Linked DNA regions of Homo sapiens: all the other regions are linked to region 2. A link is an interaction called in ENCODE POLR2A ChIA-PET data of the cell type or tissue named here. Cell type or tissue: MCF 10A. All regions are shown on one strand. Region 1 overlaps WDFY2 (WD repeat and FYVE domain containing 2). Region 2 overlaps WDFY2 (WD repeat and FYVE domain containing 2). Region 3 overlaps WDFY2 (WD repeat and FYVE domain containing 2).

Region 1 (5,000 bases), 52 kb before region 2:
AAGTTCTTTATAAGCATATCAACACAAGTCAGTAATCTTAGCATTCATACAGAGACTTTCAGTAACTTGATAGTTTCGTTTAGGCAATTATAGGAAATCATTCCCTTCCTAGGAGTTAACAACAGGTACAAACATTGTCCTCTGGGGTTGCCAATGAACCTCCTGCTTGTGGTGGTTAGAGAAGACCAACAATCTCTTCTACAGATGGGTCTTGCAGGGTGAGTAGGAGTTCTTGTGAAAAAGCCTTTCCTGTAGAGGAAAGGGCATTTTAGATAGAGGAGGCAAGAAAACTCCCATTCATTAAGAAGCACTAGAATGTCCTGATTAAGGGTGGACAACGGAGCCAATTGGCTTGAGTTCAGAACTCAGCACTCAGTGTCCTCACATTTTGAGGAATCTGGAAATTAGTGTCTGCAGGAGGAGTGACTCTGATAGCAAAAATTACTGAACCCTTTGGTTGAAAGATTTCAGGGTTCTTTTTCTGGATAAAAAGGCCTGTGTTGGTGGTAAGGTGTAGAGAAGGAGGCTGTAGGAGAGATAACTATAGAGAAGAAAGTTACTGGGGAGGGCGATATGGGGAACTGCCTTTCTATATTCTGACTTTATTCAGGACCAATTTATACAACATAGGCCCTGCTGTGTTCTCTCTAAGTCCTGAGGGCAGAGCACAAGCAATTGTTAAGAGAGGGGTGAGATTTTTAATCCCAAAATAAGGAGATCTGATCCCCAATGCCTAGCACAAAGGAGATATGCATTATATGTTCCTTGAATGAATTAAGCAATGACTGGTGATCACCTTTTTGAATTGAAATGGACCTGAGGATTTTGTGAGTTTCTGTCAGCAAAGGTATTTAAGTTGAGCCTGAGAGAAGTTTAGCAGCTTGCTTTAGGCCAGGGTAATCAACAATACAATATGGGATGGGAGTGGGAAGGGGCTGGGATGAGGGGGTTGGATTTTTTTTCTGCTTCGAGGGCCTTTTTTTCCTGACTCTAAATTACTATGATTCGAAGTGGCCATGACTACTTGACTGTTTCCTGAAAAAAATATGTTAAAATTTTATTTCATCTTATGAATCCTCATAGTATTGGTTCATTTACCATTAATTCTTTTTATTATGAAATTACACTATCCCAGTTCTCTGCTTCAACCATTAGTTTGATAATTAGACCTTGGTGCAGTTCAGTTGAGCTCCTGATAGAGTTTTATGTACCATGTATTTTATAACATTTGCACAATTTTCTTAAGAAATGCAAATCAAAGTTTTATAGTGCCAAGCACAGTTCTGAAAGTTGAGGACTTTTCAGAGTGAGGGAGTGAGCGCTCTGAAGTCAGCAAAATTAGAACCCATCTAAACTAATTTTTCAGTGTGTGAAGTCTCTAATAGCATAAAATTAATACACTTTCCACTGCGCACTTGAGACTCATCACTTGGTGGTAATAATTGTGGATTTCAAGGTCCCAAAGAGGGAACTTGTCCTGTATGATTGTGGAAAATTAGACCTTTACTCCGAATTCAAAACATGAAGCACTCTTCATGCTAGCAAATCTTTCTGGGAACAGGCTGCCTCTGTGTTTCCAAAGGTCAGAAATAGACTGACTTTTTAAGGAAAGATCACTATGGGAAAGCTTATTTGAGGAGGCTTACTAGAGGAGGATTAGCTTCAAGTGATCCCAGAGCTCCTGACAGTTCTGAATTTCCTGTTTTTATATTATTAAACCAGAGTCTGTCCAGGACCTCACAGATCTTAATCAGTATATATTCATCCACATATTGCAATGCTATGGGAAAGTTAGGATGGCAATTCTGACACTCTTAAAATGAGTAATTTTTAAATCTTGAAATCCTGACCAGCTGTCTTACACCTCAAGTGCTGCTAAACTTACTTTGAAAAAGGAATATAGGTAAAAATCATAGGATTTAAGTAGCTAGAATAAACTTTAGAGAGATGGCCTTTTCCAAACAAACAAAACCAAAACTTTAGAAAAGGAAATGTGAGTTTTTACTTGCACAGCATCTTTCTCTGGCTGTCTGTTTTCACTTTGCATTTGGCTTTGAGAAAGCATGGAGAATCATCTTGATGTCATTAGAAATAACAGTGTGGGGAAAATTAAAACACTTTGTGGCATTTAGAAATCAATAAGTAGATTGTGATTTAAGACTACTGCAGGTGGTGATTTGTTGATATCTGTAACACTAAACTAAATTGTGTACAGTATATACTTAGAAGAGACTGACCACCATACCAAGCTTTTCTTCTCAACTATTGGCAGAATAGAAAGAATTTAAAAAGAGATCACACTCCTTTATTTTTATATGAGTAGGTCTCCCAAGGAGAGTGTTACAATTAACCTAGAAATTCCCTAACAGAGAAAAAAAAAACAAAAAAAACTCCCCTTGTGCAACTTCAGCAAGCAGTCTTCTCTTTAAAAAAATTTTTTGTATTTCGGGGCAGGGAGCCTCTTCATCCAAATATTTTATTTAGTCCTTAGTAAAAATTAATTCAGAAGTATGAGAAACTAACCAGTAAGACCAAAAAAGAAAAGGTCATCTCCTTGTCTCTTGGCAGGGAGTGCTACTTTATGGTCTCCTGTGCCTTTAATTTAAGGATTCTTGGAAAAGAACTGGGAGTCTGATCTCAGCTCTACTCTGCATTGACCTTGGCATTTCCTGGGGCATTTCATCACTCTAAGCTTCAGTTTGTCCATCTGGCAAAGGAGGGGGTTAGATTTCCTAGCTATGACTCTTGTACTGTGATGTGCTTCTGTAGTGACTAGATAAGTAGTCTCTGCAACCATATCATCCTAAAATCTCAAGTGGAGGAAAGCACGCATTAGGGAAAAAGCAGCATGCTTGTGTGAAACTGTCAGCACCTCATGTTGCAACTGTAAAACGATGCTTTCTAGAGCCTTTGGATGGCAGCGGTTATTTATTCCTGGATGAAATATTAAGAAGTATTTGTTTTGTGTTAGTGCCTAACACCCAGTTGAACTAGATTCACTACATTCCTACTTCTAGATGAGTCCTTTACTTTCAAACTCTGGGTGGTTTGCCAGCAACCAAGTCAGGGCCTGGGTTATCTAGATTAATGCTTTGGAAACTTTTTAGACCATAAATCATAGTAAAAAATATAGTTAGCATTGCTACGCAAGACTGACATACTCTCTCACACATAGACACACATATGACAGAAACAAAGGTTTTATGAAATGGTATCCTCTTAATGTGACATGCACACTATTTTCTGTTCTGTTGCAGCCCTTATAAGATCCTAGTTGTGACCGTTTCAATTAATTTCATGACCCACTAAAGGATTGTGAACAAGAGTTTGAAATATTACAGAGCTTTAGAAGAACTGGTAATGTTTTGTACCTTCTTTTTCTCCCGTTATGTAGTTTCAGTTTTCTAGAAGATGGAAATGTAATTCAACTTGGGGACCTAAACCCTGCCAGCCTACCCCACCCCTGGCCTGGCCTGCTTTTCTGAAATTCCCATTGACATTATAGAATTGACCCAGTCTGACTGGAAGCCTTCAAGTTAGGAGATAACTGTTCTAAAGCCTTTCAGCCCAGAGCCAGAGAGGGTTCAGAAAAAAAGTAGGAATGTTGGGGGGAGGGGGGAGGGATAGCATTAGGAGATATACCTAATGTTAAATGAAGAGTTAATGGGTGTAGCACACCAACATGGCACATGTATACATATGTAACAAACCTGCATGTTGGGCACATGTACCCTAAAACTTAAAGTGTAATAAAAAGAAAAAAAAAAAGAAAAAAATTAGGAATGTACCAAATTGAGCATTTGCTATTGTTTGAGTGGCTGCATTTTAACTTCCTGTCCTATGTTAATTTATTACTGAGTTAGGACTCAGAAATGATGCATCACATCTAAATTATGAATGTTGCCAGGTGGGGTGGCTCACGCCTGTAATCCCAGCACTTTGGGGGGTTGAGGCGGGTGGATCACCTGAGGTCAGGAGTTTGAGACCAGCCTGGCCAACATGTTGAAACCCTGTCTCTACTAAAAATACAAAAATTAGCTGGGTGTGTTGGTGGGCACCTGTAATCCCAGCTACCCGGGAGACTAAGGCAGGAGAATCGCTTGAACCCAGGAGGCGGAAGTTGCAGTGAGCCGAGATTGTACCACTGCACTCCAGCCTGGGCAACAGAGCGAGACTCCATCTCAAAAAAAAAAAAGACAAAAATAAATAAAATAAAATTAAAATAAATAAGTAATGAATGTCAGTTGTTGACCTCTCTGTGTGACTATGCTTTTCTTTTAGCTGGGCAGATTTACTTATAACACAGAGCTATTTAGAGATTTTATGTATTTTCCATTGGTTATTAAATTATTATCTCTTTTCCGATTTCTAAGGATCAACTTAAATTTTAAATAATCATCATAATAATCGCTCTGGAGTATGTTTACATTTTAAATAAAGATAATATAGGCCAGGCGTGGTGATTCACACCTATAATCTCAGCACTTTGGGAGGCTGAGGTGGGAGGACTAGCTTGAGGCCAGGAGTTCAAGACCAGCTGAGCAAGATAGCAAGATCCTGTCTCTACAGCGAATAAATAAATAAAAGATAATAACCACAATAAAGAATTACTGCTCATAGATCCCTTAGCACAGTGACTGTTAGTATTTCATATATTTCCTTCTAGTAGTTTCTCTAATGCAGTTTTCAAAAATATGATTGTAATCATACACTTTTATGTTCTTGCCCTCACTTAAACTTTTGCCAGCACCTACCTAGATTTTAACCATCATTTTAAGTGGCCTTATATTTTTGCTTTCCTTCTGTATTCACTCATATTTATTTAATGATTATACTGTATATACTTGGCCTCTGATCTCCCATCATGAACAAGGCATATCCTACTCTCAGGGTACTGGTGATCTAGTCAGTACATCATAATTTATCTTCTCCCTATTGTTTATTTACATTATTTTCAGTTTTATAAATGTTATGATGAACATTTATAAATTGTTATACAT
Region 2 (5,000 bases):
TATCCGTCATGCAGCTTTAGTTATCAACCTTTGTCAGTCGTATTTCATGCATCTACTCCTTCCACCCTTTGTTGGGTATGGATGTTGGGATTTGCTGTGAACAAATTTTAGATTACTCTATCATTTTACCTGGTAATGCTACAGTACATATCTATAAAGGATAACTGGTTCCACATACCCTAGTGCCTCTTTATCACACAGAGATAAATGAATAGGCCAGGTGCGGTGGCTCATGCCTATAATCTCAGCACTTTAGGAGGCTGAGGCGGGTAGATTACCTGAGGTCAGGAGTTCGAGACCAGCCTGGCCAATATGGTGAAACCCTGTCTCTACTAAAAATACAAAAAATTAGCTGGGTGTGGTGGTGGGTGCCTGTCATCCCAGCTACTCCTGAGGCTGAGGCAGGAGAATCGCTTGAACCCAGGAGGCAGAGGTTGCAGTGAGCTGAGATCACGCCATTGCACTCCAGCCTGGGCAACAAGATTTATCGAATCATTTAATTCCTCTAGAGTCCTAGCTAGTACCTTCACACACCTGCTGGGGATGATTATATCTTTGCTCACTGGGATGATTCATAAAGGATAAAGAGAAATAGAGACAGCGCAGGCAGAAGAGTTGGACTTTCTGTCTTCTGCTCTGCTGTATTTAATTTTGTTAGTGGAAGTTATTTTCTAAAACCACGTTCTATCCAAGTTGGGTCCATCTTATTCATGGAGCATTTATTTATTTATTTATTTAGAGACGGAGTCTCACTCTGTTGCCCAGGCTGGAGTGCAGTGGTATGATCTCGGCTCACTGCAACCTCCGCCCTCCGAGTTCAAATGATTCTCCTGCCCTAGCCTCCCGAGTAGCTGGGATTATAGGCGCCTGCTGCGCCCGGCTAATTCTTTGTATTTTTAGTAGAGACGGAATTTCCACCATCTTGGCCAGGCTCGTCTTGAACTCCTGACTTCGTGATCACCCACCTTGGCCTCCCAGAATGCTGGGATTACAGGCGTGAGCCACCGCAGCCAGCCTGTTCATGGAGCATTTCTAGTCACCACTGAAATATAAGAGGTGGTATTGAAAAATGTGTTTGGCATGTTTTTTATGAGAGCATAGCAAAGAAAAGTGGTTATAATCTAATGATGCATGATTGAATTCCTCTTTTCTCTGAAGAGGTCTGCATGCATTCCTATAGAATATTTTGTCGGGCCGGGCGCGGTGGCTCACGCCTGTAATCCCAGCACTTTGGGAGGCCGAGGCGGGCGGATCACGAGGTCAGGAGATCGAGACCATCCCGGCTAAAACGGTGAAACCCCGTCTCTACTAAAAATACAAAAAATTAGCCGGGCGTAGTGGCGGGCGCCTGTAGTCCCAGCTACTTGGGAGGCTGAGGCAGGAGAATGACGTGAACCCGGGAGGCGGAGCTTGCAGTGAGCCGAGATCCCGCCACTGCACTCCAGCCTGGGCGACAGAGCGAGACTCCGTCTCAAAAAAAAAAAAAAAAAAAAAAAAAAAAATATTTTGTCTAATGTTCCAGGATATCAGGAAAATGGGAGTGTAGTTGAGTTACAGTTATCGTAATAATCTTATTTAATCTGGAAAAGGAAATACATTTTGATCTGATCTTGAGCTAATTTCCTTGTCATTAGTTGTCTTCATTTTAGGATTGGCATTTTTCAAAATTTATCTAAGAGTCTGAGATATTATCTCTCAATTATTGACCCTTTCCCCCATTTTCTTATTAGTCTTTCCAGTTATCTATATCTTAGACCTTTTCATTCTAATCTTTTTTACCTTGTTTTTCATGTTCAGCCTTTCACATTTTCCATATCTTTGTCTCTGTGAATACCGTATTCTATTAAGAGATTGCTTTTCATTTATCTTACAATTTATATATTCTTTCTTCACTTGTAGCTAATTTGATTTATTTGACCCTTGAGATTTTTATTTTATTTTATTTTGTTTTTTGAGACAGAGTCTTGCTCTGTTGCCCAGGCTGGAGTGCAGTGGCACAATCTCGGCTCACTGCAACCTCCACCTCCCAGGCTCAAGTAATCCTCCCACCCCAGCCTCCACAGTAGCTGGGACTACAGGTGTGCTCCACCACTCCTGGCTAATTTTATTATTTTTTTTGTATTTTTGTAGAGATGGGATTTCACCATGTTGCCCAAGCTGATCTGGAACTCTTGAGCTCAAGTGATCCACCGTGGCCTCCCAATGTGCTGTAATTAGAAACTTGAGCCACCGTGCCCAGCCAGAGGTTTTTATTTTAATGATAACATTCTCAACCAGAATAACTTTTATAAACCTGCTTCGTGACCAGCCTGTGGGCATCTGTCTTTTTTTTTTTTTTTTTTTTTTTGAGACGGAGTCTCACTCTGTCGCCAGGCTGAAGTGCAGTGGTGCAATCTCACCTCACTGCAACCTCCACCTCCCAGGTTCAAGTGATTCTCCTGCCTCAGCCTACCGAGTAGCTGGGACTACAAGTGCACACCACCATACCCAGCTAATTTTTGTATTTTTAGAGATGGGGTTTCACCATGTTGGCCAGGATGGTCTCGATCTCTTGACCTCGTGATCCGCTCACCTTGGCCTCCCAAAGTGCTGGGATTACAGGCGTGAGGCACTGCGCCCAGCCATGTGGCCATGTGTCTTTAATTGCTGCACCTTTGGCAACTCTATGAAGACTACAGTTGTGGAGAGAGAGAATCATTCTGCTATTTTCCTTTTTTTTAAATTGTAAAATATATATAACATAAAGTGTATCATTTTAACTATTTGTAAGTGTTCAATTCATTGTCATTAGGTATAGTCACAGTCTTGTGCAACCATCACCACTGTCCATTTCCAGAATTTTTTCATCATCCCAAGCGGAAATTCTGTATCCATTACACAATCACTCCTTGTTCCCCTTCCCCCAGGATCTGCTGCATTTTTAAGATGACTATCCTGGAAGACAACAGTTAATCCATCTCAGATTCAGAACAGTAGCAGCCAGGGGCATCCTCTGAATCACTGCTCTTTCCATTTACTGTTTCATTGTTTCTACTGAGCATTTTTCACATGCCTGCCACTGTAACTGGCTGGAGGAATATGGTGGTGAGTAGGATGACACAGACCATGCCCTCCCACTGTGTATAGAGCCAAGAACAATATTTAAATCTATATTATTCCTCTAATGATATCATCCCGATTTCTCCTACAGGGTGGTATTGATGAACACTCTCATATTGTTGAATTGCTTAGGCTGCCAGTTCAAGGGTGGTACTCATGTTTCTCTTGCCTGTGAGGGACTCTGGCTGTGTTGCAGATGGCATGGCTGATGCTAATAACTAGGGCCCTGTCCAGCCTCCATGATCTTCTGGTGCATTGCTGTTCCTGCTACTTCCTTGTGGGTTCTTCCTCACCACTGCTTGGACAATATTCGTTTTTCTCTTTAATTTCCCTTTCTTTTTTCTTTTTTTCCCTGTATTTATATGACCTTTTAAAAGCACTTCCTGTATGCTAAATACTGTATGTGATAAAAATGAAAGTATTGTAGGTACTCTAAAAAAACAAAAATGTTTGAATCTTTATTCAAATAAGGAATTATTGATTATTCAGGGAATTTCTTGTGTCATAGGAAGAAGGACTTGCTAACTAACATTGATTAATGTGATGTGTCCTAACATAGGCCTGTGCAAGGTACAGTGGGATTCTGGAGCTTAGTTTTGCCTGAGGAATTGCCAAGGCTTCATAGGGAAAGTGGATATGTGTGTATCTCTGGGGAGAGACAGAGGGAGTCAGGGAAGTATAAAACCCACAACTATGCAAGGACAGGAAGCAGTGCTTAAGCATTAGTCAGTAAGAGTTAAATTACTAAAAAAACAAAAGCCAAGTCTGCAATACAAGGGCACTATCTGCAGACACAAAATAGTGCTATTTGTAAGAAAACTACTCCGAATTAAGACCTTGTGGCTCATCTTTTCCTTCCCCCTCTCGAGGGTCTTACTACTGACTGCTTAAGACAACCATTTCCAGGTATATTGTTTGTAATTCTCACCTGGTATATGGGTCCAATTAACCTCATGTTGAGACTTCATTTTATAGATTTTAAAAACACTGAAAATGTTGTCACTTGACTGTAATTTTAAAAATTCTAAATTGTGAAGGCTTTCACAGCCTTTGGATTAAGAGAAATGACCCAACTGATAAAAACTCCAAGGGGAGATGGCTGGAATAAATAATACACCTTGCTGATGCAAATAACTGCAAATAACTGGAATGGCGGTGAGTGTTTTGAAAGCAAGAGTGCCATTAAAAGCCCAAGGTGTTGAAATATAAAATAGCCATACCTCTTCTCTAGCCACTGATTGCTGAGTTGCTACAGCTGTGAGGAAAAAAAAAGTCCAGGTGTATGATTCAGCAAAGTTATTTGGGTCTGTTGTACCAAGGTCATTAATGTGAGAACTGAGCTCCTTGGCAAGAGGGGACCAGAGGCTGGACAATACTGGACAACACCCAGCTTGAGTCTCTGAGTCTTGAAACCGCTGGCCACCTCAATTCACTTGCAGTTTCCACACAGTAGCATCTGTCTATCATGGAGAAACCCTGGAAACAAAAGATACACAGTGCATTGTAGAAGATTGGGTTTAGGTTATTTACTATATGTGGTTGGAATGCATTTGCTGGGAACCTCTCAGTTTGTTTTTATTACAAGTAATTAAAGAAATCTGATAATCATAGAGAAATCAACTTTTAAAAAATCAGCTATGTTTTCTAAGAATCTCTGCAACATTTTCTGCGTTTGAAGCTTTTTTTTTTCTTTTTTTTCTCTTTAAACAAATGACTATGAAAACTACATCCTGTTGCTCAAAGTTTTTCTATTAGTTTGCAGATCGCTAGGGGCTGCCTTCCTTCTGTTTGTATTGCTGTTGCAGGGTGTGATCTGTAGAAAAGTATTCCCTGGAAATTCAGGGCCTTCAAAACCCAGTGGGCTTCACTTCTCCCAGCCCCTACCCCAAGTTACTTCAGTT
Region 3 (5,000 bases), 54 kb after region 2:
AAAGTTAATATTTTTATGTGTGAATTTGATCCTGTCATTATGATGTTAGCTGGTTATTTTGCCCGTTACTTGATGCAGTTTCTTCCTAGCCTTGATGGTCTTTACAATTTGGCATGATTTTTCAGTGGCTGGTACTGGTTGTTCCTTTCCATGTTTAGTGCTTCCTTCAGGAGCTCTTTTAGGGCAGGCCTGGTGGTGACAAAATCTCTCAGCATTTGCTTGTCTGTAAAGTATTTTATTTCTCCTTCACTTATGAAGTTTAGTTTGGCTGGATATGAAATTCTGGGTTGAAAATTCTTTTCTTTAAGAATGTTGAATATTGGCCCCCAGCCTCTTCTGGCTTATAGTTTCTGCCCAGAGATCCGCTGTTAGTCTGATGGGCTTCCCTTTGTGGGTAACCCGACCTTTCTCTCTGGCTGCCCTTAACATTTTTTCCTTCATTTCAACTTTGGTGAATGTGACAATTATGTGTCTTGGAGTTGCTCTTCTTGAGGAGTATCTTTGTGGCGTTCTCTGTATTTCCTGAGTCTGAATGTTGGCCTGCCTTGCTAGATTGGGGAAGTTCTCCTGGATAATATCCTGCAGAGTGTTTTCCAACTTGGTTCCATTTTCCCCGTCACTTTCAGGTACACCAATCAGACGTAGATTTGGTCTTTTCACATAGTCCCATATTTCTTGGAGGCTTTGTTCGTTTCTTTTTGTTCTTTTTTCTCTAAACTTCCCTTCTCACTTCATTTCATTCATTTGATCTTCCATCACTGATACCCTTTCTTCCAGTTGATCGCATCGGCTCCTGAGGCTTCTGCATTCTTCACGTAGTTCTCAAGCCTTGGCTTTCAGCTCCATCAGCTCCTTTAAGCACTTCTCTATATTGGTTATTCTAGTTATACATTCGTCTAAATTTTTTTCAAAGTTTTCAACTTCTTTGCCTTTGGCTTGAATTTCCTCCTGTAGCTTGGAGTAGTTTGATCGTCTGAAGCCTTCTTCTCTCAGCTCGTCAAAGGCATTCTCCGTCCAGCTTTGTTCCGTTGCTGGTGAGGAGCTGCGTTCCTTTGGAGGAGGAGAGGCGCTCTGCTTTTTAGAGTTTCCAGTTTTTCTGCTCTGTTTTTTCCCCATCTTTGTGGTTTTATCTACTTTTGGTCTTTGATGATGGTGATGTACAGATGGGTTTTTGGTGTGGATGTCCTTTCTGTTTGTTAGTTTTCCTTGTAACAGACAGGACCCTCAGCTGTATGTCTGTTGGAGTTTGCTAGAGGTCCACTCCAGACCCTGTTTGCCTGGGTACCAGCAGCGATGGCTGGAGAACAGCGGATTTTCATGAACCGGGAATGCTGCTGTCTGATCATTCCTCTGGATGTTTTGTCTCAGAGGAGTACCCAGCTGTGTGAGGTGTCAGTCTGCCCCTACTGGGGGGTGCCTCCCAGTTAGGCTGCTCGGGGGTCAGGGGTCAGGGACCCACCTGAGGAGGCAGTCTGCCTGTTCTCAGATCTCTAGCTGTGTGCTGGGAGAACCACTGCTCTCTTCAAAGCTGTCAGACAGGGACATTTAAGTCTGCAGAGGTTACTGCTGTCTTTTTGTTTGTCTGCCCCCAGAGGTGGAGCCTACAGAGGCAGGCAGGCCTCCTTGAGCTGTGGTGGGCTCCACCCAGTTGGAGCTTCCGGGCTGCTTTGTTTACCTAAGCAAGCCTGGACAATGGTGGGTGCCCCTCCCCCAGCCTTGCTGCCGCCTTGCAGTTTGATCTCAGACTGCTGTGCTAGCAATCAGCAAGACTGTGGGCGTAGGACCCTCCGAGCCAGGTGCGGGATATAATCTCCTGGTGGGCCGTTTTTAAAGCCCATCGGAAAAGTGCAGTATTGGGGTGGGAGTGACCCGATTTTCCAGGTGCTGTCTGTCACCCCTTTCTTTGACTGGGAAAGGGAACTCCCTGACCCCTTGCGCTTCCCGAGTGAGGCAATGCCTCGCCCTGCTTTGGCTAGTGCAGGGTGTGCTGCACCCACTATCCTGCACCCACTGTCTGGCACTCCCTAGTGAGATGAACCCAGTACCTCAGATGGAAATGCAGAAATCACCCATCTTCTGCATCGCTGACGCTGGGAGCTGTAGACCAGAGCTGTTCCTTTTTGGCCATCTTGGCTCCAGCCCCCAATCAAAATTGTAAATGTGATTTTTCTTTTTTGCTATTAAAAAGATTATTTATGTTCATCTAGCTACATTTTTCTTTAAGAAAAGAATTTAGGAGCACATAGCCTTTATATTAACATATAAGTTGTATCTACTATAATTAAATCATTTTGGTTCCGGCAAAGGAATAAAACAGGGTTGGAGAACCCCCAAACAGACTCAGTTCATTGAAAGCAAATAAAATGTGGTAAAGATGACCACAAGTCAGTGTGAATGGGAAAAGTTATTAAACAAATGGTGCTGGAGCAGTTGGTTTGCTTTTAAGAAAAAGATCGATTTTAATTCGCACCTCTTGTCTTATACCAAAATTAATTCCAGGAGCATGAAGCATCATTACATGTAAGTAAAGCCTTAAAAAAGAAAAAGAAAAACTAGAAGTCAGTTTACTGGACATTTATAAACAATCTATCAAGAAGAATGTTGTAAGCTTAAAAGAATGGAAGTCATAAACGAAAATATTATTTTATTTAACTACATAAAATGCAGAACTTCCCAGCATTAAGAGAATCTACTTAAATACAGTTTTTTAAAAGCAACAAATAGTTCCGTGGAATATGACAGAGAAAGGAAAATATCCTCAGTCCATGACAATCGTATGCAAATAGATAAGAAAAACAATAAAATCCTGTGGATAGAAAAGTCATGAAAGAGGAAATACTAAGGGCCAGTAAACATTTTAAGGTGTTAAAATGTTTTAATTCTATTTTTATCTAAGTTGTAGTAATTTTAGAATATACTTATCAGCTAGAATTAAATAAAGTAGGCACTCTAGAATACTAATGGAAAGGACATAAATTGGCACAAACTGTTTAGAAAAAATATTGGTAATATTCAGAGCTTTAGAAATATTTTTCCTTTATGTCAATAGTTTTGTTTCTAGAAAACCATCCAAAGAAAATAATCATAAATATACACAAAGATTATTCATAAGGATATTCCTGTTTTTATAATAATAAAACATTGGTGTCTTAGAAATGTAACAGACTGGATGCAGTGACTCACGCCTATAATCCCAGCACTTTCGGAAGGCTGAGGCAGGCAGATTGCTGGAGCTCAGGAGTTCAAGAGCAGCCTGGGTAACGTGGTAAAACGCCATCTCTACAAAAAATACAAAAATTAGCCATGTGTGGTGGCTTGTGCCTGTAGTCCCAGCTACTCAGGAGGCTGAGGTGGGATGATCATTTGAGCTTAGGAGGTTGAGGCTGCAGTGAGCTGTGTTCATGCCACTACACTCCAGCCTGGGTGACAAAGCAAGATCCTGCCTCAAAAAAAAAAAAAAAATGAAATGTAACAGTTAAAGACTAATTAGGTAAAATTCTTTATTGCCTTCCAATGGGATATTACGTAGCCATTAAAATTCACTGTTTCAAAAAATAGGTAGTGACATGAGAAATGCCCATCTAATAGTGTTAAGTTAAAAAGGAGAGCTACAAAACATCATCAGTAGTACTACTATTCCAATTGTATGTGTTTCTGTGTATACACGGGGAAAAGCTTAAGAAGCTGAATTCTAATTCTTCAATTATAATTGTTCAATATCTTCCAAAAGATTTAAAGAAAAGCTTCTTAATCCATTTTTTTAAATTAGCTCTCATAGAGTACTTATTATGTGACAGGCACTGCTTTAAAATGCTTTATAAATAATAACTCAGTCCTCATACAGTCTTATGAGGCTAGTACACAAAAGGAAAGTGAAGCACAGAGCTCTTGAGCAACTTGTCAAGATCATTTAACAAGTATGTGTTTTAGCTCGGATTTAAACTGGACAATTTGGTTCCAGTGCCCAAGCTCTTAAGCACCGTGCTTTGCTATCTTTAAACCAGAACCCAATGAAGATAGCACCAAAATGGAAAACTATAGACCAATAATAATCTTAAATGTATATGTAAAAATTCTTATTGAATATTAGCATATCAAATCCAGTAGTGTATCAAAGGAAGAATACATCAGGGCAAGTTTGAATTCTTTCAAGAAGTTAAGAATGGGTCAATATCAGAAAACTGTTTAACAATAATCAATTACTTTTATAAATTGAAGGATTTTAACAAATTTTGTTTAATAGATATCAAAAGCAAATTCCATTCAATTTAATTAAATTTGGCAGCTACTCTTAAAAATTCCAGATAAAACTAAAATAGCAGTGATTACCTAATCTTGGTCAGGGTTTAGGTAAGTCAACAACAAATACGGTGTTAAATGCTGCAATAGCATACTAATGCTATTAATACACGTGTATCCCAAAACCAAGAGCTATTTTCATTATGTGCGAGAAGTAATTCATTGAAAATTGAAATGGGGTTGGGAGAAATGCCATTTAAACTATTAAGGAAAAATTGTATATAAGTACTTGAGTATATTACAGTTAAAATATTATTCCTTCCCAAATTAAAACTTAAAAGATATAATGCAATTTTAACTCATAATGCCATGGTTGTTTGTTAAGTAAAAAAAATAAAACATTTCAGTACTACGAAAGATTTGATAAAATTCAAAGGCAGACTATTAGGAGAGAAAATACTGTCAATTCACATATTAAACAAAGGATAACTATCCCTAATAATCAAAGAATTTCTACAATTTAGTAAGACAGTTACAAATGCAATAGACAAAAAGAACCAAAGGATATGCCTGGACCACATCATATATACTGCCTCAGATTTTCTTGATTGTACTTGTTTCCTGGGCTCTCTTGGCACCTTGTTCCACCCTGAGGCCAAAGCCCAGAGGATCTGGTTCCCCTGCTACTTCTGAATTACATGAAGCACAGCTCTGCAAGGCCACAGATCTGACTTCCCCAGTGGCTGCAACAGGGCTAGGTG

Evidence for each region. Peaks named below come from ENCODE experiments on the same cell type or tissue, not always from the same donor. Only the 100,000 strongest peaks of a DNase experiment are listed, where the experiment ranks them.
Region 1: POLR2A ChIA-PET joins it to region 2 with 14 read pairs; 15 of 35 experiments call an interaction of 5 or more read pairs at or near these places.
Region 3: POLR2A ChIA-PET joins it to region 2 with 24 read pairs; 9 of 35 experiments call an interaction of 5 or more read pairs at or near these places.

Annotation. Positions count from the first base shown.
Region 1 is chr13:51,588,392-51,593,391 of GRCh38, forward strand. All of the region lies in intron 1 of WDFY2 (WD repeat and FYVE domain containing 2), which reads left to right. Among named protein-coding and RNA genes, the nearest start is that of WDFY2, 6.4 kb to the left of the region's middle. In MCF 10A, no CTCF peak of the experiment used is centred here; a DNase peak (open chromatin) is centred at 2,700.
Region 2 is chr13:51,640,353-51,645,352 of GRCh38, forward strand. All of the region lies in intron 1 of WDFY2 (WD repeat and FYVE domain containing 2), which reads left to right. Among named protein-coding and RNA genes, the nearest start is that of WDFY2, 58 kb to the left of the region's middle. RefSeq lists an enhancer at 2,459-2,958. In MCF 10A, no CTCF peak of the experiment used is centred here; DNase peaks (open chromatin) are centred at 2,959, 3,759 and 4,449.
Region 3 is chr13:51,694,187-51,699,186 of GRCh38, forward strand. All of the region lies in intron 3 of WDFY2 (WD repeat and FYVE domain containing 2), which reads left to right. Among named protein-coding and RNA genes, the nearest start is that of DHRS12, 110 kb to the right of the region's middle. In MCF 10A, no CTCF peak of the experiment used is centred here; no DNase peak of the experiment used is centred here.